Linked DNA regions of Mus musculus: all the other regions are linked to region 1. A link is a loop called in an ENCODE intact Hi-C map of the cell type or tissue named here. Cell type or tissue: heart. All regions are shown on one strand. Region 1 has its middle 38 kb from the start of Gm36764. Region 2 has its middle 61 kb from the start of Ccng2. Region 3 overlaps Shroom3 (shroom family member 3). Region 4 overlaps Septin11 (septin 11).

The links. Peaks named below come from ENCODE experiments on the same cell type or tissue, not always from the same donor. Only the 100,000 strongest peaks of a DNase experiment are listed, where the experiment ranks them.
Region 2: a loop joins it to region 1, with 2.8 times the contacts of the local background. A loop is called at or near these places in 2 of 42 quality-filtered maps.
Region 3: it touches region 1 in a loop (4-fold over the local background); 10 of 42 quality-filtered maps call a loop at or near these places.
Region 4: it touches region 1 in a loop (2.7-fold over the local background); 11 of 42 quality-filtered maps call a loop at or near these places.

Annotation. Positions count from the first base shown.
Region 1 is chr5:92,966,609-92,974,608 of GRCm38, forward strand. No RefSeq gene overlaps it. Among named protein-coding and RNA genes, the nearest start is that of Gm36764, 38 kb to the right of the region's middle. In heart, a CTCF peak has its summit at 4,122 (motif pointing left); no DNase peak of the experiment used is centred here; H3K27ac peaks cover 437 bases.
Region 2 is chr5:93,324,487-93,332,486 of GRCm38, forward strand. No RefSeq gene overlaps it. Among named protein-coding and RNA genes, the nearest start is that of Ccng2, 61 kb to the left of the region's middle. In heart, a CTCF peak has its summit at 3,755 (motif pointing right); a DNase peak (open chromatin) is centred at 3,755.
Region 3 is chr5:92,724,335-92,732,334 of GRCm38, forward strand. All of the region lies in intron 1 of Shroom3 (shroom family member 3), which reads left to right. Among named protein-coding and RNA genes, the nearest start is that of Shroom3, 45 kb to the left of the region's middle. In heart, CTCF peaks have their summits at 1,764 (motif pointing left) and 4,123 (motif pointing right); a DNase peak (open chromatin) is centred at 4,127.
Region 4 is chr5:93,159,946-93,167,945 of GRCm38, forward strand. Septin11 (septin 11) reads left to right here. Exons shown (of 10, transcript NM_001009818.2): 6 at 1,205-1,301; 7 at 2,179-2,347; 8 at 5,304-5,436; 9 at 7,555-7,742. Among named protein-coding and RNA genes, the nearest start is that of Ccni, 43 kb to the right of the region's middle. In heart, CTCF peaks have their summits at 3,797 (motif pointing left) and 6,059; no DNase peak of the experiment used is centred here.

The sequences.
Region 1 (8,000 bases):
GGGCACTGGTAATCCAGCACCAGGGAGGTGGGGACAAGCACACCCCAGCCTTGCTGGCCAGCCAGCGAGAGTCCCTACCCCAAAACATAGGGGAGACAGCCTGAGAGAGGACACCTAAGGTTGCCCTCTGCCTTCATACGTGCAAGTAGAAACACTTGAGGATGACTGGGGTCAAACCACACATTGTCAAGATGACTTCTCTGACTTAGACACATAAGTAATTTCACAGCAGAGTGACAGGGAATATTGGAACATTGTTAGGCCACCACTGAAGACCCTCCAGAGCATGGCATCTGTTCTGTTGCTGTTACCAATATCCTTCCCCGGTTACAATGAAATGAGTGAGGTGCCCGTGGGACTGTGAAATCTGATTCACGGGTGGATGTGGTTGGTCTTCATTGGTGCTGAACTTGACCCCAGCACTTTGAAGAACCACTATACTTTCAAAGTAGATTTTAAATGCCTCCAAGTAGAAAGGCCTGCGTTTTCATTCCTTTTCAGTTCTCTCTTCTCACTATTTAAAAAAAAAAAAATTCATTTACTGTAGAAACCTCCTCCTAACAGGGTCCTCCTCGGAGACAGAACAGAGATGACAGTCATGTCTTCCCCCTGGGCGTCTTCCTTCCCCCTGGGCATCAGAACACAGGGCTCACAGAGTGCTCGCTCCTGTCGCTTCTCACTCACGGTGGGCGCGGTGACCTAAGAATACACCAGAAACCCAGGGAGTTCCAGGAAAGAGTGCGTCCTGTGACCAGTCAGGTCACCTGGGAAGTTCCAGCCTGTCCCTACAGGCAGCTGACTCAGAGTCCCTGGTGCTGTTCCTGGTGGGAGCTGCCTTCCCCCTAAAGAATGAGGGAGGAGCCACAGAGTTCTCCAAGACACTGAACAGTTTCCTTTGCCCCCCCCCCCCCCCCCCGGGGTACACTCTAGGTTTCACTTTGTACAGCAAAATGGGCCAGCGCGGGCCAAATCAGCAGCTGCCATTGAGGTGAGAAGGCAAGGGTGGGTCCTGCCGGTTTCCCTGTTTCTCTCTTAATATCTGACCGAAACTCACTCAGTCTAAAAAGGACATATATGCCTTAAATGCTCTAACTGTACCTTACAGATCTGTTTTTTTAAAAAGTTCATTGTTCAAGAACTTCAAACATATAAACTATGTCCTTTATCCTCCCACCGCCCCTGAGCCTCTCTGAGCCCCCTCTTCATGTCCCCTCCCACCCACCCTATCCAATTAGTGCTGCCCACCTGCGTGTGGGGGTGGGGCAACCTACCACTGGCCACACACCCCAAAATGACTCCTACCCCCAGCCACCATCAACAGCGCCCTCAGCCAGGAGTGGAGCCTTGGGAGCCCCTCTCCTGTCCACGCAGAAGTATTCAAGGATCTTGCATTAAATTACTAACTTTGTTTTCCTAGATACTTTGGAAAATACTGGGTTTTTATTTTTGTGTTTCCAAACTTCGTTGCTCTCTAGTTTTAATTTCTTGATATGACTCAGCTTTAGCCTGCTAATTCAAAATTAGCTTTTCTTTTTCTTTCTTTCTTAGCTTTTCTTTTTCTTTTTTTCTTTTTTGGTAGAAACAGGTTTTATACAACTTCCTACTAGGAAAAAAAAAAGGACTATCTGAAATCACTTCTTCATTTCCAGCAGGCCTAAAATGATCAGGGACACATGAAGACAGAAATCAATGGCAAAGGATATACAGCCTTCACTCTTGGATGAAGTATCAGATGACCATTCATACAATAAAGAGATACACGAACCATTTACCTACCCTGTATGTGGTTCCGGGGCTGAGGTACATATTTTACATATAAGACAGACTTGGCCTCCAGGTTCTCCCAGCATCCCTCACTACTTATCTGACAAAGCCTGCTCCCAACTTTACAGCTCAGAGCCTGGGCTGCCCTAGCCCCAGAGGCTCTTCTCTATATAATCCAGACACTTTGGCCTCCTCCACCCCCACCCCCACCCCTCACACTCACTCTTCATCCTCTCCTCTCTCCCTTTTCATGGTGACTCCTCTGGCCTCCTTCATTGAGGCCAGAAAACTCGCCCACCCAATAGCAACTTCCCAATAAACCCACATTTACTATAATCTAATCTCGCTTGAATTGGCTATTCCACGGGTAAAGAAATAACTTATTCTGATTGTTTGACAAAACCTTACTTTTCTTTTTTTTTTAAGATTTATTTATTTATTTTATGTAAGTACACACTGTAGCTGTCTTCAGACACTCCAGAAGAGGGCGTCAGATCTTGTTACAGATGGTTGTGAGCCACCATGTGGTTGCTGGGATTTGAACTTCGGACCTTCGGAAGAGCAGTCGGGTGCTCTTACCACTGAGCCATCTCTCCAGCCCCAAAACCTTACTTTTCTTATAGGAGCTCATTTGATGCCAACTCATGGTTTCTCAAAGTGTGGTCAAAATACGACCTGCCTCAGAATCCTCAGGGATGCTCCTTAAAACTGCCAGTCGAGCAATAGTGGCACACACCTTTAATCCCAGCACTTGGGAGGCAGAGGCAGGCAGATTTCTGAGTTCGAGGCCAGCCTGGTCTACAGAGTGAGTTTCAGGACAGCCAGGATTACACAGAGAAACCCTGTCTCGAAAAAAAAAAAAAACCAAAAAAACCAAACAACCAAACCTGCCAGTTGATAAGACACCAGGGTAGGCTGGGATTTAATACTGCCTCTAGCGTTTTTGGAGTGCCTTAACTTGTAAGAGCCACAGCTGTGGTCATTGGTACAGTTTCTGTTGTTAGGATCACAAGGCTAGCATGAACATGTGAAATCTCAGGTCTTAAAGATTATAATAAATAAGAATCACAGAAGTTCAAAGCCATGGCATCTTTACTCAGGTTAGCTACATTTTTGTTTTTGTCACTAAGACTTACGTCATTGGTACATCATTATTTTTTTTCCCAAAAATTGAATTGTCACACGCTTAGTAACTTGAGTGCTGCCCTGCCAAACGGATGACCACTGGCCTCTTCAATAGGGACCTCGCTTGCTCTCAAGTCTGACTACATACACGAGTTACACTCTTGAGAGTCTAGCTATTGAAGCAAAGGGTGTGTGCATTTCCTTTGAGAAGTGAGAGCCCAACCCAGTTTCAGACCCTCCGAATCCAAACTAGACAGAAAAAAAAAAAAAAAAAAAAACTGACTCACGGGTGCTGGTTTATATATAAACTGTAAGCGGGAAGGCAGCTGTGCATCAAGCCATCAGTGTTGCTGTCTAAAGCAACAGTCTGAAAGGTGAAGTGTAACCTAAGGACATGTTAAGTAAGGAGAACAAATGACCACGGTATACTAGGAAATTATGTAAGAACCCTAAATACCCAAGGAAAAACAGAGCCAAAAGTGCCCTTCCCCCACCCCCAAGGATGCTCAGATCTTGGAGAACTGAACTCATATCACATAGCAGGGAGGTGATTTGCATGAGCTCAACCAGGTTGTCCACTCCAGGCAAGCAGGAAACAAACCTTCAGAGTGCAAACAAATGCAGCCTACCAGCACAGCTAACAGGGTCCACAGAAAAGCAAGCTGTTCAGTGGGAGTCCTGTGGGTTTCAGGCAAGCAGAATCTCTCAGAGCTCAGGCGTGTATTCATTCACATAGCCCAGATAACAGACTGAAGCTATAGGGTGGCTGGGGAAAACCTATATTGGGATACAGTTGGAGCTGAGAACTCCCATCAAATGTCCCCACGGCCACAAAACTGACCCGGTAGGCAGAGGCACAGAGAGCAAGAGTACAGACTGACTCCAACCTACAAATCAGTTCACAGTTTATAATTTTCTGGCCTTATAATGGTACAAAAGTATATTCGCGAAACTATTCTGCCCCTTACCTTGGGCATAGCATTCAATAAACTACATGAGCTGAACACTCGGGAAATAAGGACTGTGTTTGATGGGTTTTGCCCAAGTACAGGCTAATGTCCTGAGCACAGTGAAGACAGGTTAGGCTGAGTTAGATATTCGATGTTAGGTGAGTCACATACATTTCAGCTTAGCCACATTTTCCATTGTTAAGGGTTTACGGGCACCACCCCATTTTAATAGAGGAGTAACTGCAGTCTTTCTAGGTCGCTGCTCTAGCGCCCTCTACCGAGAACGCTGAAAATTGTGCTTAACCTAAAGAACATGTATTTGAAGCTGAGAGACAATACATTGGTAACTGGCACAAATCTAGTTTCCTGGTATTAGCATTACCTTGGCATTACAATTCTGTACCTCTTGACCCCTAGGAACAATTTTCTACACAATAAAAAATAATAAGAAGGCATTAGCAAATAGACACCATATTTTTTGAAAGAACAAGGGTCTCTCTCTCTCTCCACACACACACACACACACACACACACACACACACACACCAATTTTCTATTTTTTTTTCAGATGAACTTTATAGAGTTTGTAAAACTCAAAGTCCTTAAGTCAACAGATTAAGATAAGGTCTAGTTTGATATGTGAAATTGTGTATCTGTCAATCTTTGTCTCTTACCTGACTAGTATGTGTGTGTGCGTGCCTCTGTGTGTGCATGCGTGTGTGCATGCATCTGTGCGTGCCTGTGTGTGCCTGTGTGTGTGTATGCGTCCGTGTGTGTGCATGCGTGTGTGTGCATGCGTGTGTACGTGCCTGTGTGTGTGTGCATGCGTGTGTGCGTGCCTCTGTGTGTGTGTGTGCATGTGTGTGTGCATGCGTCTGTGCGTGCCTGTGTGTGCGTATGCGTCCGTGTGTGTGCATGCGTGTGTGCGTGCCTCTGTGTGTGTGTGTGCATCTTCTGAATCTCTCTGTGAACTTATTTTTATTTCAGTTTCTATACTAGTCACTCTTGCTCTTTCATTCACAAATGACTATGATTTTCTGGTTGGAACTTGCTATAGTATGTCCAGAAGGTGTCCATGGTCCATACTGTTGGCTCCTTTTGAGTTCCATACCGTTGGCCATGCCTTTATGTTATTAAAACTATGAGGGAACTGCCCATACCAAAGCACTTTTGCCTTATGTAGTTAAAACCCTTAAAGAGGTATTTATTTTCACATTGAGAATAACAACTTCTTTTCTTCCAGTTTTTCCTTTGGTTTCTTTTCTCAAATCATATTCCCTGAATCTTCTCTACACATCCTACCGAATGTTTCTTGCTTTGAAGACATAATAGGATTCAAAAGGACATTGTAGGACATGTGCCACACGTCTGTAGCTACAGCCCTCTGAAATAAACAAAAATAAAAAAATAAGGCAAATTTTAAAGGCTTCTTGTAAAATTAGTTCCAACCAGAGGAGGACTCCTCTAAGAAAAGTGGAGATGGAGTGTCACCACGAGGCTTTCCCTAATGAAAAAACAAAACTGAGTTCTTCAAGCTGAAGGGAGGAGATGCTAGTTCCTCACAGCAAAGCACACGAGAGCATGAAACCTAAAGTTAAGTTGTCAGGTCCAAAGCACTGATGTGAAACAATGAACGACGACAAAACAGGAAACATGCAGAAGGACAGTGGTTCCCATAACTAGCGTCGAGAGAGCTGGGTCCTCAAATGCAGAGGAGTGGAGATGACCCTTATCTCTGCTTCAGTGACTATAGACAGGGAAGAGTGATAAAGACATCCAGTATCAACCTCAAGTATACTCATGTGCTTATGCACACACACACGGAACCTACACACATATATACAAAGCACACACACAGTCACACACATATACACACACAGCACACACCTGCATACTTATATAAAGCATATACAGTCACACATACAGCACACACTTGCACCTACACACACATATACAAAGCATATACAATCACACACACATGCACATACACACACACTTGCAGCTGCACACACAAAGCATGCAGTCATTCACACACATAGCACACACTTGTACCTGCACACATATACAAAGCACATATACATAGCGACACACATACACACTCACACATGCTGCACACATACAAAGCATATACAGTCACACACATATGCACATACACACACACAATTGCACCTGCACACACACACAATTGCACCTGCACACACACATACAAAACATACATACAGTCACACACATAGCACACACTTGCACCTGCACACATACACAGTCACACATACATACACACACACACATGCTGCACATATACAGAGCATATACAGTCACACACACATACAGAGTGAAAACAGAAATTCAAATCACAATGAGGTATTTCCTAATACTTGTTAGTCTGGCTATAGCTACTGTTATGGAAAAGATGAAAACACCCACCAAGGTGGCTCATGCCCCTAATTCCAGAACTCTGAATAGAGTGTACTTTTCTGAGGCCATCTTGTGACCCACTTCATGGGAAGTCAGAGAACTGTTGCAGGCCCTGCTTGAGGGGAAATCATCACGAGAAAAGTCAGAGGAACCTGCCTGCTTCTCCTGTTCTCAAATGTTCTCAAATGTCAATGCATTTGGGGATAGTGAGCTGAGCCCTGTCATGTATTTTACAGGAAATTACATAAAAACCTCATTTTTATGTTATTGATTAATATGAGTCAGCAATGAAAAGAAAATAACTTTAAGAGCTTAGACAAGGGTTGAAGAGATGGCTCAGTGGTTAAGAACACTGACTGCTCTTCCGGAGGTCCTGAGTTCAATTCCCAGTAACCACATGGTGGCTCACAACCATCTGTAATGGGATCAGATGCCCTCTTCTGGCGTGTCTGAGACAAATACAGTGTACTCATATACATAAAATATTTTTTTTAAGGAATAGCCGTGTCTCAAAGGGAGCTCCTAGCTGCCAGGCATATAAAAGTGGGCAACCTTTAACTGGTGGGGGGCGTGATCATTTCAGCCCAAGTGGGATTCTGTTTTACTTGCTACAATGGCTAGTATGATAAGCTAAAGAATGGGGTTCTACGTCTTGGGTGAGCACGTGAGCCAAGTTGAAAGAATTGTTTGGCAACTTGTTAGAAAAATGAAACATGTATTTACCTTACAATTTAGCAACTACACATTTAGGTAGTTATTGCAGAGAAATAGACATGCCGTGTCCCCAGTGTATGACTTAGTGATTTATTTGATTTTATAACAAGTATTCAGTAGACATCTGTGCTTCAAACTCTAATCTCTTCCTCAGGGCCACTGCTACCCTTGCAACATGCTGGGCACTGACAGTGACCTGCCACCCTCCCACACTCTGACCACGGGGCCACCACTTACTGGGTAGGTGTCAATACATTTAAAGTAGGTTGGCCTAAGCTCTAATGCTTGGAAACTCAGACACATCAAATGCATTTGTGACTTGTGACATTTTCTACTTTGCAGTAGGTTTGGTTTTTTGGTTGTTTGTTTTTGTTGGTTGGTTGGTTCGTTAATTGGGGTATTTGTTAGTCTGTTTTGAGACAATAGGATTTCTCTGTGTTACCCTGGCTGTCCTGGAACTATCTCTGTAGACCAGTCTGGCCTTGAACTCACAAAGATCCACCAGTTTTCGCCACCCCAGTGCTAAGATAGGCGTGCCTCACCACCACACAGCTTTGCAATAGGTCATTTAGACTACAGTCCCACTGTCAGCTAAGGGAAAAAAGTCTTCAGAACAGCTGTGCACGTGCACACACACAAAATGAAATACTGGCACATGGCACAAAATGGACTACATGCAACACTACTGTGTCAAACAAAAGAAGTCATATAAAAAAATATACAATATGGCTGTCTTAGTTAGGGTTTTACTGCTGTGAACAGACATCATGACCAAGGCAACTCTTATAAGGACAGCATTTAATTGGGGCTGGCTTACAGGTTCAGAGGTTCAGACCATTATCATCAAGGAAGAGCATGGCAGCATCCAGGCAGGCATGGTGCAGGAGTAGCCGAGAGTTCTATATCTTCATGTGAAGGCTGCTAGTGGAAGAATGACTTCCAGGCAGCTAGGGTGAGGGGCTTAAAGCCCACACTCACCATGACACACCTATTCCAACAAGTCCACGATTCCAAATAGTGCCACTCCCCGGG
Region 2 (8,000 bases), 360 kb after region 1:
ATGAAGAGGAATTCCAGGTGCTTGCTGGACATGTCCTTATAGGGAGAGAGGGCATTTAAGCTGTAATTTGGCCATCAGGTTATGTGACTACCTCAAGGGTGGTGGAGATGGGGGTCAAAACTGTCACATGCACTGGAACATGCAGGCTCAGAGCAAGGAAGAAGCAATCCTACCCCTGCTTGTCTCAGGATGAGATTTTCAGGGTTTGGATGTGTCTGAACTCACTCTTGCTCCAAACCAGCTCCCCCAATTGTACAGCTTTCTGGACCCACAGGAGGTGATAGACAAAATACATATTCTGACAAGCCTAGCTAGGCCAAAATAATGAGCTGATGTACCTTGGAAAATTCCTCCTACCTCCTCCTTCTTAAATCACATCTTACATATTCCAGCATGTCTAAGATTTCATATAGCTTTCAGAAGGGGAGGGTCTTTTGAGAGTGGCCTTTTCTTACTTTCTGGAAAAAGAAAGTTTAGCAGGCCTATTACCCTTGACCTGGTCTTCTGCATACCAATGCTGCCATTCAGCAGGTTTGGGGTTCTGTTATAGCTTAGAGACTGGGAAGACTATGGTTGGTCCTTTATGTGCATATCCAAGGATAGTACAGAGATTGATGTTCACAAGCAGCAAGCAATTTATGGCACACATGGATTTGTGTGGTAGAGTCATCCACCTAGCGGGGCTTCTCCCTGTCATTGTGAAAGGTGTAGTTGGTTAACTCAGGGGATCATTTCTTCTGAGCTTGGCTTTCTGGGTACAGTATGGCTTTAGTTTGGCATTTCTTACTTGATCTAGGGTCCAGATCTAACATTTCTAAGAAAATCAAAGCTATTAGTATTTAGAAGAAGGTTTATGTGAAATAGTCTGACTTAGGGTGTTCTTGCTGTGAAGAGTTGCCATGACCATGGACATGCTTATAAAGAAAAATATTTAATTGGGGCTGACTTACAGTTCAAAGGTTTAATCCATTGTCTTCATGGCAGGAAAGCAGACATATTGCTAGAGGTGTTGAGAGTTCTACATCTTGATCTGAAGGCAGCAAGAGACTACCCCACTGGGCCTAGCTTGAGCATTTATGAGACCTCAAAGCCCTTCTACACAGTGACACACTTCTTCCAAAAAGGCTTCACCTCCTAATAGTGTCACTCCCTGTAGACCAAATATTCAAACATGTGAGTTTATAGGGGACCATTTCTGTTCAAACCACATAGCCCTTTATTTTTCATCCTGATTGTATGATATCCTGACTAACACCAACCCCAGTACTATAAAAGCAAAGACTGTGGAGAGCTGCCTGGATCACTATAGATTCAACAAGGCAACCAACAGCCCAAATGTGAATCTAACCTTACTGGTCTGGGTTTCTCTGATTGCCTGAGTCTTGGATGCTTAATGATGAACCTTTCCTTAAGGAATGGTGGAGATGTTGTTGGAGGTCATGAACAGATTTCTAGGTCCAGGAAAGTCATGAGTTAACCTGGGTCAATAGCAGCAAGAAATCCTAGCTGGGAGGTGGTGGCAAACACCTTTTGAATTCCAGCACTTGGGAGGCAGAGGCACGTAGATCTCTGAGTTCATGGCTAGCCTAATCTACAGAGAGATTTCCTGGATAGCCAGAACTACACAAAGAAACCCTGTCTCAGAAAAAAAAAAAGGAAAGAAAGAAAGAAAGAAAGAAAGAGAGAAAGAAAAAAACAAACAACAACAACAACAAAAACCCATCAAGCAAACAAAACCAAAGAAAGGAGGGAAGAAAGAAAGAGAGAAAGGAAGGAAGGAGACCATCCAGTGAGAACTGGAGCTTGGAGAAAAACCAGATCTGTTTTCTTCTAATCAGTGTTTCCTAAAAATACTCAACGGAGGGAAAATTGGACCACTCCTCTTCTTACCCTTTAGTTCCTGGACCCACGTGGCCTCTTACCAGGGATGTACTGTTGTATGGATGTGTCATCAGTGCACATATGTCTTAATTAGAGTTTCTATTGCTGTGATAAAACATGACCAAAGAAACTTGGGGAGGGAAGAGCTTATTTGGCCTACACTTCAGTATTGATGTTTGAAGGAAGTCAGGACAGGAACCCAGAGGCAGGAGCTAATGCAGAAGCCACAGAGGGGAGCTGCTTACTGGCTTGCTCCCCATAGCTTGCTCATTCTTTTTTCTTATAGAGCCTAGGACCAGTGAAGGGATGGCACCATCCACAATGAGCTTGGCCTTCTCCCATTAATCACGAATTGAGAAAATACCTTACAGTGAGATCTTATGGAGGCATCTTCTCAACTGAGGCTCCTTCCTTTCAGAAAACTATAGCATGTGTTAATTTGACAGAAGACTAGCCATCACAACATACAATATCCAGACTGGGGACGTGTTAAAACATTCAGGATGTTGTGTTAACAGTCTTGTTTTCTGAAGTCTGCACTGAAGCTCTGGAAGCCACCAGCTCTAAATGATGTGCCACATACTCACTTGGTCTTATAGTGGGTTATAGACATGACATAAAATTCTACAAGTACATCCCTATGCCCTTTCCTAGGCCTGCTGGTCTGAGAATTTTCAGAGCTCCTTCCAGCAGGCAGCTGATGAGAAATGGACACTGCCCAGGCATTGGCAGTGCCTCATCAGGCTTCAGGTGTTGGTAATACCTAGGCCTATTGGTAGACCTCATGTTCTTATGACAGTCATGGAATAAATGGCATTTGTCAGAAGTCATAGAGGTAAATTCCTGGACCAAGTTGAGAGGTCCCAACTCCTCCCTGGATAGTGATAATTCATCCGTCTTCAGAATGAGATAGAAATCTGTAGCAATAAATTTCATTCATAGTTTTATAAGCTATAACAAAGGCACCCTTGTCTTGAGTTTGGTATGAATATCATCTCCTCAAATTTTCAATAAGATCCCCAAGGTTGAGACAAGTTCACAGCAGGAATGTACAAGTACATGTGGGTTTGGAGACCATGCAACGTACCTATGTTCATGGCCTCTTGAGCATGGGATGCTGATATGTGCAGAGTTGGGAGCATTCCTCGTGAGGCAAGAGTTCCAGCAGGTTCTGATTCAACATCATAAGTGCCTTGTCTCACTGAACTATGATTCCCTAGACATTCCTGGGCTATAAAGTGACCAGCAGTGAGCCATTCTGGTGCTATAAAGAAGAGAATGACATGTTATCATGTTCACTCTGTCACAGAGTTATGTTGCCACATTTAACCTTAACTTGGTCTCCTGATAGGCTGTAGATGTGACCAAGTGTTAAAATGTACCTAAAAGACTTTAGGTCTGCAGTACAATTGTGACTGCCACTCTCCAAAATGGGGAATGTGGGACAGGATTAGTTTGAGGAACCTACAGGGTCAACAGAGCTGTGCGTTTAAGGAATTCCACAAAGCGGCTCAGTCTTCAGAGCACTGTCACTCAGCAGCCTCAGCCATCCATAACTGGTAGAAGAGTCACAGCCTGGAAACATGGTGACAAATCTGTGCCCAAGGTTAACAAATGTCTGTGGAAGCTGTCACTTGTTTATTTGACCCATTGAGGTCCAAAAAGAAGAGCAGTTGATCTTACTTTTTTTTTTTAACTTAAAGGAAGATAATTTGGTCTGTAAGATCTTCTCAAATCCATCGAAAATAGCTGCTTATTATGCCTTTTCTATCTCTAAAGATACAGGTAGTTCTGAGTAGGCATCCTTACCTGCCCGGACTGCAAGTTGTAGGCCCAAGCAGCCCTTGGCATCCTGTGACTGAGATCAGCATACTGGCCAGCAGGTGGCAGCAATCACACATAGAGCAAAGCTGTATGGTCCCTGGGTTAGTTGGACGGCGCTTAAATTGGGAAGCTTCTCCCTTCAACAGATGGAAATTCATTAGCAATGAAATCAACGAAAATTGAGCTTTGACCACTTGAAGTCGTTTGAAGACATAGAATTACATGTATGGGAACGCATGCATCTCAACTAGAGATCAAGATGGAGAGATCTGTACTGAGGGTACTCCTGAAACTGGAAAAGGAGCTACAATAACCTCACATGTCTTCAAGATTGTTCAGCCTGCCTGAACTTCACAACAGTTTCCCTTTAGTTGAAATAGCTCACCCCCTCCAATTTGATAATCCGTATTATGGTCCCCCCCCTTTACTTCTCCCAGCTTCTTCTACCTGCCACTCCCATTCAGATCCACCTCCTTTCTGTCACTCAGTAGAAAACAAACAGAGGGATAATAATAAAGTAAAATAAGAGAAGATGAAAAAGAAACAAACACATCTGAATATGACAAGACAAGCAGAAGAAAAAGAGCTGGAGAAAAGGTACAAGAAATAGATCCAGAAGAGGAGAACTTCCTGTTCTCATATTCAGGAATCCCATGAAAACACAAACCTGAAAGCTATAATATATACTCAAAGGACTTGTTTTTTTTTTTGTGTGTGTGTGTGTGTGTGTGTGTGTGTGTGTGTGTGTGTGTGAGAGAGAGAGAGAGAGAGAGAGAGAAGAAAAATAAAGTTAAAAAAGGATAAAGTTTTAAAAAAAAGGGGGTGGGGAAAGGCCCTGACAGGATATTATTAGACAAGGACCAAAGATGCTATGGGGTTCTTTTTGTGTTGGTATCTACTGCTGGGCATGAGGACCACCTTTTAGATTTGTTTGTTTCTCCAGGGAGACTTTCTTCTGTGAGGGATTATCAATCGGAGATAGCTTCTTGGTTAGGGCTAGAGGCTTGTGTCCACTTCTCTTCGTAGCTCTAGGATTTCATCTCATATAGATCAACATGTGTACACTGCCTCAGTCTCTGAATTATTATTTTTAAAATGTATTCATCATTGGTCTCTTCAGACACATCAGAAGAGGGCATCAGACCCCATTGCAGATGGTTGTGAGCCACCATGTGGCTGCAGGGAATTGAACTCAGGACCTCTAAAGAGCAACCAGTGCTTTTAACCACTGAGCCATCTCCACAGCCCAGTCTCTGAATTCTTAAGTGCACCAGCCCTGTTTTCTTTAGATGGTCTCCTTTTTCTTGGTGTTTACCATCCTGTCTGGTACTTACACTCTGTCTGCCTCCTCTTCAGCAGGAGACCCTGTGCCCTGATGGGAAGGATTTGATAAAGACATCTCTTTGAGGGCTGAGTATTACAAGGTATCTCACTCTCTGCATATTGTCTGGCCCTCACATTATTTTTATTTCACCACCTTTTCTTCTTTTGGCTTTTCTGCATTTCCTAGTTGCATAACTTGGTACTTCAGAAAATCATTTACAAGAAATATCACACTCTCTTTTCCTCACCCTCGCTTGCTGTTTTCCCATTCACAGTAACCATAGCATTCTCTTTGGGGTGCAGGTCATTGTGGCTCTGGACAGCAGAAGGCAGATCTCAACACAAACTACCTCCTTATGGCTGTGCAAAGCAAGAGGCCATGTCCAGAATTCCCTACACCTATATTGTAGACAATGTTGCACGGAATATGGTGCTTGAGATTATAAATGGGGAAGGTAGATAGGGGCCTCTGATGGTCCACTATTCCATGGTGAGTCCATATAGCAGGAAGAGCTGCATATTTCATGGTTGCCAGCAACCAAAGAGACCATAGGGGCTGAAGTCACACTCCTCTCTTCAAATGCATACCCTTAATGACTTAACCTCCTCTGGATAACCCCTCCTCCTTAAAGATTTCATAATAGCTCAGTAGCATATTGGGTTAGCATCCGATCCTTTAACTCATGGCCTTTTGGGGACATTACTTGTGTGTATGTTTTCATACCTGTTCCAGTGTTGACAATTTGGTATTGGATAGCCAACAGTTTTCAAAGTTATTTTATTTTGTATGTTGTATGTTGGTGTTTTGCCTGCATGTATGTCTATGTATCAAGTATATGCCTGGTGCTAGTGGATGTGTAAAAAAAAAGGCATCACATCCCTTGGACCTGGAATAACAGATAGTTCTTAGTTACTATATAGGTGCTGGAACCCAGGTTCTCTGAAAGAGCAGCCAGTGGTTTAACCCTGAGCCATCTCTTCAGCCCCAATGGTTGTTGATTTGAGCTCCCAAGTCTGTGTTGTTTTCACGTAGGATTAGTTGGGTAAGAAGACCTCTTTACTGTGTTCCATGTGGGGTTCCATGTGTAGAATTCCTCCTGCCATAAAATCTAGAAGCACCTAGAAATGTATTCAATGTTCCCGTGTCCATGTAGACAGAATTCTAGATCATAATCAAATGCTTCTGTATAGGACTTTGAGTGCAACTAAATCTGGTAGTGAAGAATCAAAATTTCCAACATCTTATGTCTTGATATTGCTTGCTTCAGACCTTGATGTGGCAGTTAAAGCTTCATGTGGTCCTTGGACTGACAATTCTAGTCAATTCTAATGAGTTACCAGCTATCCTTCTACTTAAAAAATTTCCAAGTACATTTTGCTGACAATTTCATGAGTTGAGAAATATTCTCACATAACATTTATCTTCATTTACATATTTACATGGGTCAGTGGGTCCATTTCCTGCCTCCGTCCCCAACTAGAATCATTCACTTGGAATTCCTTTGAAATTTGTGTGATGACTAATCTCAGTTGTCAACTTGGTGTGACCTAGAATCATCTGGGATAAACCTCTGGGAATGCCTAAGGGAGATGATTTTGCCTAGGTTAACTGAGGTGAGAAGGCCTACCCATGCTGGGTAGCCCCATCCCACTATTCCATTAGGCTGGGATCCTGAACTGTGCAGAAAGGGGCGTGAGCTGAGCACATGTATTTATTACTGTCTGTTTCCTGACCATGAATAGAAGGTGACTGGCTGCCTCAAGCTCCTGCTGTGATGTCTACATGATGATTGACTGAAGCCTCAAATGTGAATCCAAGCAAACCTTTTCTCCCTTAAGTTGTTTTCTCAGGGTATTTTATCACAGCAATGGGAACAGGAACTATATTGACTAGCCAGAGATATGCAGATATCCATAGTCCACTACTTTATGATAAAGTTACATGAAAAGAAGGTACAGGAATACCTTAGGAGATATACCTCTATACTATTAGCCTTTGAAACATAAACATATCTCAATTCCTATATTGTTGCAACCAACAGAAATCATTATTTAATATAGGTGCCTTTGCACTGAACACAAATTACAAACAAAATCTTTCTGGTCTTTTTCATCAAGAATGACCAGGATTCAAACTTTCATTTTATTTTACTAATATTCTCTCTCGCTATCTCTCTTTCTCTCTGTGTGTGTGTCTGAAAGATTGGGAGCAGGTGCTTTTCAGTTCTCCAGAGATAGAATTACAGGTGATTGTGAGATGCCCTGGTGCTGGGAATGGAGCTTGTATCCTCTGCAAGAACAGTAAGCACCCCTAACCACAGACTCGTCTTTTCAGCCCCCTGAATTTTATTTTAATCTTTTTAGATTTGTGGTTTGTCAGTTTTTTTTTCAACATATTTTTATTGACTGAGAATTTCACAGCATGTACCCTGATCACACTCATTTCCCAGTCCTTCCATGTCTGATCCCAACCCTGAGGCTCCCCACCCCTAAATGGTTTTTAAAGTTTTGATTGCTCTCATACTATCCTATATGGAAACCTAAACCCAGAATCATTAGTGAGGCACTTAAAAATCTTGGATAGCCCCTGGTTAACTTAAATTTTTTTTTTAATTAGGTATTTTCCTCGTTTACATTTTCTTTTTTTTTTTAATTAGGAATTTTCCTCGTTTACATTTTCAATGCTATCCCAAAGGTTCCCCCATACCCACCCCCCAGAATCCCCTAACCACCCACTCCCCCTTTTTGGCCCTGGTGTTCCCCTGTGCTGGGGCATATAAAGTTTGCAAGTCCAATTGGCCTCTCTTTGCAGTGATGGCCGACTAGGCCATCTTTTTTTTTTTTTTTTAAGATTTATTTATTATTATATGTAAGTACACTGTAGCTGTCTTCAGACACACCAGAAGAGGGAGTCAGATTTTCTTACGGATGGTTGTGAGCCACCATGTGGTTGCTGGGATTTGAACTCTGGA
Region 3 (8,000 bases), 240 kb before region 1:
TTAAAAATTGGCTCCAGCAAGATTTTGCTGAAAGGACCCTGATATAGCTGTCTCTTGTGAGGCTATGCCAGAGCCTGGCAAACACAGAAGTGGATGCTCACAGTCATCTATAGGATGGAACACAGGCCCCCCCAATGGAGGAGCTAGAGAAAGTACCCAAGGAGCTGAAGGGGTCTGCAACCCTATAGGTGGAACAACAATATGAACTAACCAGTACCCCGGAGCTTGTGTCTCTAGCTGCATATGTAGCAGAAAATGGCCTAGTTGGCCATCATTGGGAAGAGAGGCCCCTTGGTCTTACAAACTTTATATGCCCCAGTACAGGGGAACTCCAGGGCAAAGAAGTGGGAGTGAGTGGGTAGGGGAGCAGGGTGGGCGGAGGGTATAGGGGACTTTTGGGATAGCATTTGAAATGTAAATGAAGAAAATATCTAATAAATTTTTTTTAAAATTGGCTCAACTGCTTTTCTTTGTCCTTTGCATTTTCATATGTATTTTAGAAACATCAATTTGCAACAAAAAGAATGCTTGGATCCTATTATGGTTGTGATATGTCTGTGTGTTGATTCATAAAAAAATTATCATCTTAGCACTGCTGAGTATTTCAATCCAAGGACATTGCTGTATTTGTACAGGGCTTCTTTAGTTTTGTCCAGTATTATTTTGTAGTTATCAGTGTAAAAGTCTTATGTATATGTTTTATTAGACTTACTCTCAGATATTTTCTTTACTGGAGTAAATAATTGATTTATTTTTTTATTTATTTTTGCCATTGATACATAATAATTGCCTTTCATGTATTATCTTATGAGCCGATCTTATAAATTCTAAAGCATAATATTTGTGGGAGATTTTTTTGTAGATGTTCTTTATTGTTAAGGAGGTTTCCTTCTGTCCCAAGTTACTAAAACTTTGTTTAAAACCACGAGTGGCATGCCTTTAATCCCTGGACTTGGGATGCGGAGGCAGATGGATCTCTGCGAGTTCAAGGCCAGCCTGATCGACCCTGTAAACTCCACAACAGGACTATGTAAGAGATTCCTACCTCAAAAAACAACAACAACAAAAACAATAAAACCAAAAAACAAACAAACAAACAAACAAACAATAAAACCAAAGCCATGAGCAGGTACTGACTGTGACCACACCCCCTTCCTCATATCTCAGGGTGCTCCTTCGGTTTTGGCTCAGCTCTCAGGTTTAACACAATAGTTCTTTCCTTGGTCTTATCCATGAATTCATAAAAACCAGACAAACAAGGACCTGAAACAGAGAGGTGGGGGTAAGGGCAGAGAGGAAGAGAGGAGTGTGAGAGGTTGTGATGCTCTGATAGATTCTGCTCATCACAAGCTGACTGAAGAGAGGCAGAGCTCACCATTATAAACTCACGTCTCTTTGCTAAGCGTAGAAATCCACCTCATGTCTTCCTTTAATACTTGTATTATAAAAACAGAGAACTATTTTCCAAATATAAAATTTAGTACAGAGTAAGCATTTGTTTTTTTTTTCCAAATGATACCCTAATATTCCCTCATTTCTAAAGTCTGTTCTATCTTCATCAACTCCATCACTGTCAGTGTCTACACATCACCACTACTTTGTAGAAGCCAGACGAAGTGGTTTGTTTGGTGTCACGTGACTGGTGGGCTATGGGAAATACACATTTGTGAGTTTCCAATGTTTCTTGCAAATAATCACTATAATAATATACAGTTCCTTCATCCTTTGGTCATAGGACTTACATACTGTGAGCACTGGCGCCCTCAAGTGGACATGAGGGAAGGCACAAAGAATATTGCATTTCATTCTGTATAGCAGAGCTTTGTGTTTTGCAGCCCACCAGCCTGAGGTAACCCAGATATTAGGCAGATTTCAAGTCGTGGAACCAGGAGTTGCATCACCCCTTACAAGCACTGTGAAGTTAGGACCCTGGATAGATGTACGCTCCCTTCATGTGTCTCAGAATATTAAGGGTTAAGGAAATTCAGTTCCTCGTTTCCTAAGATTTTTATTTGAAACCTTGAATATTATCAGATTGAATCTTTTGAACTAACAACTTTGTTTTGTGTGTATGTGGAGGGGGGCTTGTCTGTGCTACAGTGTTTGTGTGGAGGTCAAAAGACTACTGTGGGAGTTCGTTCTCTCCTTCTACACTGTGTATTTTGGGGATTCAATTCAAGTTTCCTGGCCAGGCTCGGTGGCAAGAATCTTTACCAATGGAGCCATCTCACTGGCTCTAGATATTATGTAATACATCATCTAAAATGTCTGATTTAAAATACACACATACACACAGAGACATACACACAGAGACATACATGTACACACACACTGGCCTTGAATTTGTTTTAGGTATCACAAAAGATGAATATTAACAAAAGAAACATAGATTCATGTTATTAATGTCAGACAAATAAACATAAATGAAAAATTGTAATTTATGATAACTGGGATGTTTTCACATAACTTTAGGCAACAGTGGTTGAAAAGAATAAAAGAGAAAGCTCATTGGAATGTGTTTGATCAAACAGAGAAAAACTGAAGGCTGCAGAGGATCCTAGTAATGTTATGAAGACAATCGAAAGGTGACTCTAGATGCACCAAGTAGCCTGTGTGGGGATTGACTGGTGTAGACTGTCAGGGCAGACTGCTCTCAAGGCCTACTGTCACCTCATCACAGGAATGGGGAGGACTCTCAGGAGCACCCGAGGTCTGAGAGATTAGTTATAAATTCGAGGGTTCGCTCTGATCTCTGCATCCTAGTGCCTTGATGTCTGTCTGTCCTTTGGCACAATGTCTTGGTGAATGTTAGCTTAATATTAAAATTTGAACCAGAAAGTATGGTTCCTTCAACTTTTTCTATCTCAGGACTTTTCCAGATATTCTTGAGTTTTTATATAAATTTTATAATTAGCTTATCAATTCCTGCAAAGGAACCAATGGGGATTTTGGTAGCAACTCCACTGGATCTATAGATCCATTTGGGGAATGTCAGCATCTTAATATTATTGCCTTTGATCCATTCTTGTAAGATCTACCCCCCTTTTAAAAAGATTTGTTTGTTTGTTTGTTTAATGTATGTGAGTACACTGTTGCTGTCTTCCGACACACCAGAAGAGGGCATCAGCTCCCATTACAGACAGTTGTGAGCCACCATGTGGTTGCTGGGAATTGAACTCAGGGCCTCTGAAAGAGCAGTCAGTGCTCTTAACCACTAAGCCATCTCTCCAGCCCAAGATCCCCTTTTGTTTGCATTTTCTTCAGTTTCTTTGACTACTTTCAACTTTCTGGTTGTGTTTTCTAGTTCTTGTTACAGTAGTGTAGTAGTTTAGACTGAGCAGTTCGTAACTAGCAGTTGTTTATTGTTCACAGTTATGACAGCTGTGAGTCCAAAATCTAAGCATCAATAGATCTGTCATGATGCTGAAGTTGCTGGTCCAAGAACCACATTGTGGAAAGCACAGGTATTAAATTATATTAGTTTAGTGGAGCAAGGGGAGACCAGCATGGGATAGAGATGGAAATGGTTGTAAATAACTGAATGGGCTCTCAGGATCTCTCCTGGTTTGAAACCTTCCTGTGGAAATCAAGCTTCATATGACAAAGTCAGTGTGGTAAATAATGATAGTGAGAAATGCAGACCAAACCAGTGAAGACTCATTTGAATTCTTTTTCTGCCAGAATACACTCGTGTACCTTGGGATAAGTTACTCTGCCCCTCTAAACCTCAGTTTCCTTAAAAGTAAGACGGGGTTAACAATAGTTATTGTCCTTAGGGAGACTGGAGGAACTCAGTGAGTTATAAAAGTGCGAAGCACGGCACCTTATCCATAGCCAGTGCTCTGTGCTAGCTCTTATGGTGAGCTGGCCCGGTCACACATGAATGTATGTTTCACTGAATGAAAGAAGCATTTGTGCATTTGTGCACACTGACCTTTGCTGCCAGGTAGAAGACATATGTGTGCAGATGACAGGTGTGTGTTGCAGAGAAAGTGTGTTGGGTGGGGAAGGGGCTGTCCTTGGTTCCAGTCTGAGCTTCCATTTATCTGTGAATCAAAGTTGGACTGAAGAATTTCCAAGCTCTATCCTGCAGTCACATTCACTCGTTCCTCTCACAAACACAAGGTGGCACCAGAAGACAAGACCTTTGCCTGCTATTTTCCCCTTAGGAAGAGCTGGCATTCTGGAACTTACATCATATTATAAAAGAAAGATGCCAAATGGCTTCCGTTTGTTGCTACTTTGGTGGTCCCTATGAGGCCTTAATGTGCCTAGAATAATGCACATGGTATTACCAAGATTTCCCTGTTCTTCCAATCCCCAAAACCTTACGTGATTAACCATTTCTCACCCATAAGCTAGGGGTCCAAGGGAGGTAGCTGTGTGCTTTATGAGATGAAAACTTCCTTCTAGAATAGGAAAGGATGTGAGTTGTAGATGTTTGGTGGGTGATGCTCACCCAACGTATCTCACAGGACACGGGTATGCTACCAGTCTTTTCAGACATGGTCCATTTACAAGTGACATGATCTGTGGGTTGGGAAGCTCTGCTCCTTGGTTGAGGTTGGTGAGGCTGGGAAGGAAGAAGGGGGTAGAGAGTGGGAGCTGAGCACAAAGTGAGATGGAAGCAGACACAGACGGGACCAGCATCCAAAGCCGGAGATGGTGATTCTAACGATTTGTCAGGAAGAAGCCGGGTTGTGGGTCAATGATCCATTAGAGACCTTAACCGTGACATGGAGGGGAGCTGGCACAGGTACTACATTAAAAGATCCCTTTTCTCCAGGGAGTTTGGGGACATCCAGCACAGTGGAAACAGAACTGAAGGGCTTAAGAGAAAAACTCAAGGACCAGGTTGAATGGTTTGTATGCATCAGAAGGAGACTGACGTGTGAATTCTAGATGTTTGATGGTCTCATCGCATCCTGTATAACCTTTATCCTCCATATTATCCAGCGAGTTTCCTAAGAAAACCATCTGGAAGTGGAAACCTCAGAAGGCAGGGAGGAGGGGGGCCCTGGTTTCCAGAGCAGACCTCCCTCCTTCTCTCAGCCGAGTAAAGAGAGCAGAAAGTAGATCTGGAATGTGGGTCAAAGTTCCTCGGTGCATCACACAGCCCTGTTAGAGCTGTCCCCTCTGCAAGCTAGAGAGCATAAAACGATGGATTAACCCTTGAGGTTGCTGGTCTTTTTGGTAGTTGCTATGTAAGTTGTGGCTACCTGGCCTGGTTAACAGGCTGAGACAGGAGTGGAAGGCTGCACTGGTCCTTAGTATGGGGACTTAGTATGATAGTAGGGTGCTGCAAAGTCTCTTAGTGAGGGGTGCCTCACTAACTCAATTCTTTTGAGACAGGATCCCACTATGTAGCTTTGGCTGTCCTAGAACTCACTATGATGACCAAGCTGGCTTCATACTCACAGAGATCTACCTGCCTCTGCCTCTGCCCCGCCCCTGCTCCTGCCCCTGCCTCTACCTCCTAAGTGCTGTGATTAAAGACATGCACCACCATGCCTGGGTAAACCCAAATTTTTTTTCAACAGTGGAAAGCTTTATAGATCTAGGGTGGAACATGGTTAGTTAATATTTTGCTGAAGTACTGGGAAGGAAGAAGCTGGGTTGGGTTATAATGGACTTCCTTTACAATGCTGTGGAACTACCCAAAGCTCTATCAGGTCTTATCAAATTCTTGTAACCATCCCCTTAGGCAAGCAGGTATGCTGAGTCACATTAGCCTAGCTGGGCGACTAGAGTAAGAGATTAATTAACCTTGCATCTGATTCCTGATTTTCCTTGTGTTCTGGGGACCTTCTGTAGAACTATCACACTGTCAAGCCCTTCCTGACTCCTTCGTAGACATTTTGATTGTATATTTCACCTCAGAAAGGGAGCGAAAATGATGTTCATGCTGGCTGTAGGAGATGGGGTGGGAGCTGGCTAGGCAGTACATGTCTATCAGTCTCAGCGTGGAGCACCAGAGTTCTAAGGTTAAGGCCAGCCTGGGCTACCCACTGAGTTCCCATCTTTAAAAGGAGTAGGAGACAGGGAAGCTGATTGCTGGTTTGAATTCTAATGTATAATGGTTGGGGTATAACTCTATAGTATCACAGTCATAGATAAAGTGGCTTTGAAGAGGAAAGAAACCGGGTAAGTAATGACTAAAGCCTTTAAAAGAAAGACGACTTGATCTGGGGGTGGGGGCAGGAAGATCATGAGTTCAAGGCCAGCTTCTACTACCTAAGAAATTGAGGCTGGTGTGGAGTACCTGAGACCTCTCTGTCTCTCTCTGTCTCTGTCTCTCCCGCTCCTTCTTCTCTGTTTCTTTCTCTCCCCCCAGCCATTGCCTCCCTCTCTCCCAACCTCCATCCTTAAACATACACACACTAAAATTGAAAAGGCTTGATATGATGGATACCCACAAAGATAAAAGCGCTATGCCTAGCTGATAGACTCTGGAAGGATATTAAGAGTAAAGGACAAATCAGGGACTTAAGACTCAGATTGACTCACCTGGGCCACACACTGATCTTTAAAAGGTGACACACACTGTATTAAGTGTTCACGTCAAGTGTGCTGTTGCTTGGAGTAGGGGCCCATCTTGAGATTAATGAGGAACTATGACCTACATTAAAATCAAAGACAAGAGAGAAACAAAGAATTGCTTAATTCACATTTTTAAAAAAATGCTAAAAGTTGAATGTTTGAGGAAAAATTTAGAAGCTGAGTTACCCTACGCAGCCCCTTTGGAAATCCCTTTGGGATTCCTTAGATAGATGCAATTACATAGATTTGCTATATAAGCAGGAATTCTTCTAGATATATTGGTAAAAATGAAAACACAAGCCTGTATACAAGCACACGAATGCAGGAACCCAGGACCTCCTGCATGCTAAGCTATTCTATGGAGTGACAACTTCGGACTGAGATCCATATCTATCTCTATCTCTATCTCTATCTCTATCTCTATCTCTATCTCTATCTCTATCTCTATCTCTATCTCTATCTCTATCTCTATCTCTATCTCTATCTCTCGATATATCTTGAATAAAGTTTCATGCTTTATGTTTTAAGGAGATATAACTTGTCAAGCAGTGGTGTACACCTTTAATTCCAGCACTTGGGAGGCAGAGGCAGGTAAATCTCTGAGTTTGAGGCCAGCCTGGTCTATAGAGTGAGTTCCAGGATAATCAGGATTATACAGAGAAACTATGTCTCAAACAAACAAAGAGACTGACCATAAAATTAAATTCACATTTTTAAATTGCACAAGTCAAGAGATCTTGGTCTATACTCAGATTGGTCCAAATGTCACAACTACCTAATATTTTCTTTTCCCCAAAAGGCGCCACATTAGCAGTTATTCCCCAAATTTCCTTTGCATTTAGCCTCTGGCACCTACTAGACTCTACTGCCTGTCTCCACAGGTTTGCCTGTTCCACACATTTTATGTAAGTGTAACCATACAATTTATGGCCTTGTGTCTATGGCCTCTAATTAGAAATTTTTAAATTTATTTATTTTATTTTTACTTGTGTGTGTGTGTGTGTGCGCGCACGTGTGTGTGTGTGTGTGTGTGTGAGAGAGAGAGAGAGAGAGAGAGAGAGAGAGAGAGAGGAGAGAGGAGGAAGGATGTGTGTACCTGCTTGTTGGTGCTAGAGGGACCAGTGGAGAGCCTGAAGCTAGAGTTACAGGTGGTTGTGAGCTGCCTGACATGGGTTCAGTGAGCCCAGTCAGGTCCCCTGCAAAACCAGCAAGCTCTCCTAACAACTGAGCCACCTTTCTATCTTCAGCACAGGCTTTTAAGGGTCCCCTCACATTGAAGGGTATCCTGATTTCATTCCTTTTTTTTTTTTTTTTTTTTTTTTTAGATTTATTTATTATGTATACAGCATCCTGCCTGCATGCATACCTGAATGCCAGAAGAGGGCATCAGATCTCATTACAGATGGTTATGAGCCACCATGTGGTTGCTGGGAATTGAACTCAGGACCTCTGGAAGAGCA
Region 4 (8,000 bases), 190 kb after region 1:
CTGTTCTCTTTTCTTAAGATTTGATTTGAGCTCAAAGCTAAATGAAATGCAAAGGCCTACTAATCAATAAATTTAATATTTAATGGGAAGATACTTTCCATTGCTTTCATTTTAAATTTGAATATAAATCAATTAAAAGGAAATGAAATTTAAAAGTGAGCATCTTGATCCCACAAGCCTAACCTTAGCCCTAACCCTAACCCTTAACCCTTAACCCTTAACCCTAACCCTGACCCCTAACCCTTAACCCTAACCTCTAACCCTTAGCCCTAACTCTTAACCCTAACCCCCTAACCCCCTAACCCTAACACCTAACCCTTAACCCTAACCCCTAACCCTTAACCTTAACCCCTAACCCTGACCCTGACCCCTAACCCTTAACCCTAACCCCTAACCCTAACCCTGACCCCTAACCCTTAACCCTAACCCCTAACCCTTAACCCTAACCGTGTGTGTGTGTGTGTGTAGGAAGATTTTCTTATTTTTAAATTAATTTATTTATACCCTCAGTCTGCCTTCACAGAGTTCCTCCTTCCATCCCCGCTTTACCTCTGAGAGGGCAGCCCCCACTCCCATTACCCCTAACCCTGGTACATCAAATCTCTGCAAGATTAGGTGCATTTGTTCCCACTGAGGCCAGACATGGCAACCCTCTGCGACATATGTGCCAGAGTCCTTGGACCAGCCTGTGTATGCTCTGAGCCATCAACCAGAGATTTACTTATTTTTATTTTACACATGTGGGCATTTTGTCTGCATGTGTATCTATGTACCATGTGCGTGCAGTGCCCACAGAGGCGAGAAGGGGGCATCATATCTTGTGAGCTGGAGTTGTGAAATGCCACTATGTGCTCTCCCTGCAAGAGCAGCCAATGTTCTTAAGCACTGACCCATGTCTCCTGTCCTCCTCCACAAGCCATGTTTTAAGTACCCTATGGATGCAGAGTGTCGCAGTGTCAGCTGTGACAGATGACATGCAGGTCAAGCTCAGGTTGCTCCTCAAATCTAGCTTGTATTTGGCTAGAATACAAGATCATGGAGACTATGATTCATGAAGGACATCTACCAGACCATAGTCCCTCCTGGCTCTCCTTCATGTTTCCCCCTTTTCTCTTGCCTCTGAGGAAAAAGACCCCTCTCTGATGGGGACAGGAGCTCTGATTGGTGTCATGTGATAACCATTTACCTCTCTGTCACCCGGCAGGTCCATCTCCCATTCGCAGTGGTCGGCAGTACTGAAGAGGTCAAGATTGGCAACAAGATGGCGAAGGCCAGGCAGTACCCTTGGGGTGTGGTGCAGGGTATGTCCTGTCACGGGAGAGGGACGCCATGCCAGTGCCCGTGATGAAGAAATGACAGCCACATTTCTTCCCTGCCCCACGATGTGGAAGAAGGTGTCAACACGGGGCATGTAGGAATGTGTGAGGCTGTCTGCCCCACTTCCCTCACTCCCACTCCCCTCATTGCTTCCTGCAAACCCCCCCCCCCCCACCCCCCAGCTAAGCCACCGTGGATGTGAGGAAGAAAGAAATGGTCATCAGTAGGGCAGGTAGACAGACTGAGAGGCAGCTACAAGCCCCGAGCTGGAGGCGGGCCCTCAAGATGCTGGGCTCTTTAAGAAATTAGTAAAATTAGGAAATGGTTCTTCACAAAGAGTAGCCCTCAGCACCTGTCTCATAGCAAAGCATTAGATAGCTGGGAAGAACTTGTTTCTCTCTCATATCTGGGAAAGTTGTTTTTCCAAGGAAATGCTATTGCAGCAGAAATCTGCTCATTGGGAAGAATGGTGGTATTTAAGCACTGCCTTGCTGGGCTGGCACAGCCTGGAGTGGTAGCCCTGGGGCTGACCTTGGAGCCAGATGTTATTACCCAGATGTTGGGCCATCAGCTGCATCCCAAACCCGGACTCTGCCTCTGCAGGAGAAGACTCACCATTTGGCAGGCAGAATGATTGAAAGCTAAAGGAAAGATTGTGAAGCCCCTCCCTCCGCAGCATCAATTCCGCCACCCTCGCCTGGGCTTCCTTGAGCATGGAGGGAGAAGCTAGCAAGACATCCTCTATGCTTTCTGGACCTTAGATCTTAAGAGGGGTGGCGACACCCCCTCTGGAGCGTCACCCTGCCTCTCAGTGAAGTCACTACTGATGGCCTTCCTCTCCTTTGCTCATTTTTCTTGTAGTTGAGAACGAAAACCACTGTGATTTTGTGAAGCTGCGGGAGATGCTGATCCGAGTGAACATGGAGGACCTGCGAGAGCAGACGCACACTCGCCACTACGAGTTGTATCGGCGCTGCAAGCTTGAGGAGATGGGCTTCAAGGACACGGACCCCGACAGCAAGCCCTTCAGGTATGAGCTACACAGCAGACAGGTGTGTCTGCACCATGGAAAGGGTTGCTGGAGAGCAACTATGTATCTATGAGGCTTTGTTACCTCAGTAGCTTGGCGTGAGGTGAGGTGGGGTTAATCAGCGGGTGTTAGGAAAACCACTTTGTTGCCGGGCAATAACCACTTTGCATTATCATCTTAGCTAGGTGATGCTGTGGATATTGGCATTGCTGCCCGTGTTTACAAGTATTAGCATTCAAAGCGCCGAAAGTGTAAGCAACCTCCTAAAGTCCTAGTAGTTAGGGAAAGGAGGCTGTTCTGAATCCTTGCTTTTTTGGTTCCTGAGCCCTAGCTCCTGACTTTGTGGGGTTTAGTGCCTGTCCCACACCCTCACAGGATGCAGCTGCTGGGTGACATTTGCCCCCATTCATTTGTCTTAAACAGTTTGGACTTTCTAAGGCTCTTAGCTTTTCAGGTATCTTTTCATTATAAAGCATGCAAGGATGTCTGTATGCCTGTGTTTGTGTGTCTGTGTGTGCAAGTGTCTGCCCACAGAGGCCAGAAGAGGGAGTCAGATCCCCTGGTGGTGGGATTATAGGTGAGCCATATGACGATTGTGCTGGGGACCAGACTTGGGTCCCGTGGAAGAGCAACCAGCAGTGTAACCACGTCTCCAGCCCTCAGGTGTTCTTGTTATCTCACTGGTGTACAGCTCGCTCTGACAGAGGGTAGGAAAGGAAAAAGCCTAGGAAATGTATATGATTTCCCACATCACAGATGGATGGACACCCAAAATGTGCCGAGGAGAAAAGTAATTGTGGCTAGAGAGACGACTAAGTGGTTAAGAGCACTGGCTGCTCTTACAGAGAACCTGGGTTTGATTCCCAGCGTCCACATGGTGCCTCAAGGCCAGCTTCAGCCCCACGGGATACGACATTCTCTTCTGGCCTCTTTGGTCACCAGGCACATTTGTGGAGCATAAACATACATTCAGGCAAAACACCCATACATATAAAAATAAATTTTAAAAAACTTTAAAAGGGGAGAGGGGGCTGGAGAGATGGCTTGTGGATTAAGAGCACTGACTGCTTTTCCGAGGTCCTGAGTTCAACTCTCAGCAACTACATGGTGGCTCACAACCATCTGTAATAGGATCGGATGCTCTCTTCTGGTGTGTCTGAAGACAGCTACAGTGTACTCATATACATAAAATAAATAGATAAATCTTAAAAAAAAACACTTTAAAAGTAGGCTCAGGGCAGGGGATAGGGAGGTTGGGGCAGCAATCAGGATGTAAAATGAATAAATTAATTAATGCAGGGGTGGGGAAGGTAGACTCAGCACCCTAGCAATTGTCCTCCTTTCACACCCCACATCCCCCCCCCCCCCCATTGTTGGAGAAAGTTTGGGATGAATGGAAGGATAACTCTGAGTCACTATGGAAGGTTGCCACCTCCTGGTAGAAGAAGGGATTGTCCAGTTTGAGCCCAAGCCATTTCTTAAATAGGAACCTCAGTTGCGCCAATGTGAGGTTTGTCTGGACTCTGAGCCTCTTCTGATTAAAGCCACAGTGCCTTTGAACAACCAGTTTTCCACCTTTTTTGGGTATCCCTAGGACATACTCTGAAATCTACAAGCCGTCGAACTGATGGCTGGCCAAAGAACCTAAGGCTGTCTGTCAGTGCTCACTGAGGCAGTCTCCTCCCAGGCCTGAATGGCCCTTTGGTGGAGGAGTTCTCTCTTGGAATCACTTTGGAGAAAGATCAGTACTTCTGGGCTGATTCCCCGCATGGTACAACTGTGCATTCCCATAATCATGTCTGTGTTTGGTGAGAACAAATGCAAATCTCACACAAAGGACTTCTATCCGAGAGGTTAAGTTCTAATGAACTTAGTATCATTTCATTAAGTCCTGCAGGCTTGTGAAACTATCTCCAACCAGATAGGATGACTCTGTGAAGGTGTAGCAAGTCCGTCTGCACTTGCAATGAATTTCCCAGATGATAACCCCATAAAGTAAGCCCCACTCTAGGCTTATTAAGATAATTAAAAAAAAAACTGTTTTGTTTTGTTTTTTAATAGAGTATTTGTTTCTATGCACAAAAGTGAAACAACAAGCTTTTGTGAAGTTGAATGCATTGGCCAGGACCAGTGTTGAGGAATGCTAAGGAACCCAAGTTCAAGTCCTGACCCTGCCACTACTCGTGTCCTTAACCCCTCTGGGTGAGATCAGGGAACAAATTAGACTTAGCAAGAGGACTTTCTTTAGCGGTTCAGATCTATTGACTGTATAGTCTCGTCACAGCTTTCTCTATAAATGCCTTTGTTCTGAAACAGTTGAGTATGACATTCAGTATGAAACTCAGGCTCTGAGTTCTGCAGAAGGGCAAAGTACAGGATTCAAAATGAAAATTAGACACCTCCCCACACCACTAGAAACTGTACCGTGGCCTGAGCCATCGCGGGTTTCTACCCCAAAGCCCCGGCTTTAGAAGGTGGACTTCTCGCTAAGCCTGTTTGCCCTTTGAAGGGTAGTGGGAGGTGAGGAGTAGATGCCTTCCTCAAGTGACGCCTGACTCAATTGCACGATCTTATCCTGTGGAGGTGAGTGTCACTGTGCCTGAAACCCCTGTGCAGGGGACTGGAGAGCCGTGCCTACCAAGGTCAGCCAGTTGCTGAGGCCAGAATTACAGCTCTGTCTGAGTCCAGCTCCTGTCATTTCACCCGTGATGCTAGGCTGACTTGCTCTTGCACGAAACCTGGCTGATGAGCTGTAGTCCTTCGGCGTTGCCCTATGCTTTTGGACGTGTTTGTCTCTGTCATGTTGGCATAAATAAGAATAAAACTCTTGGTTTGAGCTTCAGTGTGGTAAGCAGCAGTTGAGCTTTTTCTTTTGGAACCAGAGAGGGAGAAGTGGCGTGAAGTGGGATGTACGATGCTGTCTTATGCCCTGTCTTGCTTTGCGGACTCTTAATAGTCTTCAGGAGACCTACGAAGCAAAGAGGAACGAGTTCCTGGGGGAGCTACAGAAGAAAGAGGAGGAGATGAGACAGATGTTCGTCATGAGGGTGAAGGAGAAAGAGGCGGAGCTCAAGGAGGCAGAAAAAGAGGTGAGCTGTCTGTCCTCTAGGAGCGGACGCTGGCATTTTCTCAGCATGCTGCGGTTAGTGAGTCTTCACAGTGGTACAGAGTGCTTCCCCTTCCCCGTTACCACAAGAGCAGCTTCCCCACCAGGCAAGGAATGCTGGCAGATATTCTTGTCCCCATTTAGCAGATGGTAAACTGAGGGCCATAAAGCTGAGTGATTTTTGCAGTAGATAAGGCTAAAACCAGATCTTAGTTCTCTAACTGATCACGTGGTCTTTTCAGCTCTGAGGTTCCTCAGTTTATAAGTCTTCAAATGTGAGATTTTGGGGGTTCAGCCAACTAAACAAGCTAACCAGTGGAGGCTTTGCATTATGGGCTCACCCACACTGCCCTCATTCCAGCGTATTTCCTGCTATCATCTCTTCTCATTCCACCCAGGTCCCCACCTAGGCCAGCCGCACTTCCCTGTGCATTATTCTGCAGAATAATGTTTGCAACTTACTTTAGTTTTTAAAGACTGAGGAAACTTGGGACTGCAGAGATGGCTCAGTCATTAGGACTGCTCTTCCCCAGGACCTGTCTTCAAGTGCCTGTACTCACATGAAGGCTTATAACCATCTGTAACTCCAGGGGATCCAATGGCCTCTGCTGCCCTCCGTGGGTACCAGACACAACGGCGCCCCGACATACATGGAGGCAAAACATATACACATTGAAAATAAATATTTTTAAAGAAGCTAGTAGAACGTAGAGGCCATTTACTCAGAGTGCTTAAAACGGTTGTGCTGTGGAGAAAAGAAAATTGAGTATTATTGGCTGACCTTAACCAAGTTGTGATGAGATAAAATTTGGAATTTGGCAATCCCACCCCCAACCCCTTTCTGTTCCTTTTTCTGACTATTTTGTTGTTTGTTTCAGAAGCCAGAGCCGCACACCTGCATGGTAGACCTTCTACCGCTGAGCTGTGCCCATGATTAGGGATTTTGTTTGCCAAAAGCTAATAATTATTCATTTTATTATTTAAACAGTGTGTTTAACTAAGCTTATATGTACGCATATGTATAGAAAGAGAGGGAATAATATCTGTACATGAACGCTGAATTATCTAAGGCCCAGAAACAAGAATCCACTTTTGTTTCTAGGGTGACTTTGTTATTAGGCTTATGGTTAATTTTTGCCTTCTTTATGCTTTAAGAAAAATATATCACTTAAAATTGTGTGTGTGTGTAGGTCAGAAGACAACTTGCAAAAATCAGTTTTCTCTCCTACCATGTAGGTTTTGGAGATCCAACTTGGGTCAGGGTTGGCAGCAAGCACCTTTACCTACTAAGCCACCTTGCTGGCCATCTATCTTTATGGTTTCAAAAATAACGTGCCTTATTTCACAGTATAGTAGTGTATGCTATTAGTCCTGGTACTCAGGAGGCAGAGGCAGACAGATCTCTGTGAATTTGAAGCCAACCTGTTCTAATGAGTTTAGTGATAGCCAGGGCCGTAGAATCAGAAAACCATAAATAAATAAATAAATGCCTTATTGTCACTAAGTATGCCCAAGGGGGTTCAGCCCTGATGAACTCAAATGACAGAAAATGCTTAGGGCTCAGCATCTGCACCTTCCTCCTCCATAAGCCACCCAGATATGTCAGACTTGAATTAGTTACTGTCCTGTCGCTGTGGAGAGATGCCATGACCATGGCAACTCTTATATCAGACAACATTTAATTGGGGGCTGGCTGACTTACCATTCAGAGGCTTAGCCCATTGTCCTCAGGGAGGGGAGCATGGCGGCAGGCAGGCAGGCAGGCAGGCAGGCAGGCAGGCAGGCAGGCAGGCAGCAGACAGGGTGCTGGTGAGGTAGCTGAGGCTTCTGCATGTGAATCTGCAGGCAGCAGGAAGAGAGGGGCCTGGAAGCCATCCCCAGGGACACTTCCTTCAACAAGGCCACACCTCCTAGTCCTTGTCATGTAGTGCCATGATGGCTCCCTAATGACTAAGAATTCAAATCTATGCGCCTGTGGGGGCCATTGCTTTTCTAACCACCACAAAGCAAGCGCAGATATGGGCTGCATGTTCTGAATCTGCACGGGCTCACATGGATTTTCCTTCCTTTCGCCACGCCGATTTTCCTTTCTCCCTCCCAGCTTCATGAGAAGTTCGACCTCCTGAAGCGGACTCACCAAGAGGAGAAGAAGAAGGTGGAAGATAAGAAGAAGGAGCTTGAGGAGGAGGTGAGCAACTTCCAGAAAAAGAAGGCGGCGGCTCAGCTCTTGCAATCCCAGGCCCAGCAGTCTGGGGCCCAGCAAACCAAGAAGGACAAGGATAAGAAAAAGTAAGCAGGTGTCGCCCGCCTCCTGGGGACCGCTAACAATCTCTTCCTCTTGCATGTCTACCTTTTCCTACTTACAGACTGGAAACTGGCCATCGCCAGAAAAATAGAAGCAAGTATTTTTCTCTACAGTGCAGGGAAGATGACAGAGGTTTTAGAGGTATTTTTTTTAAAGGGTACAAAGGATTAACTTATTGCGTCACTATGGTGACCAAACAATCAGGATAGCAGTGGCCTGTGAGCTTCTGTAGCAATACCAGG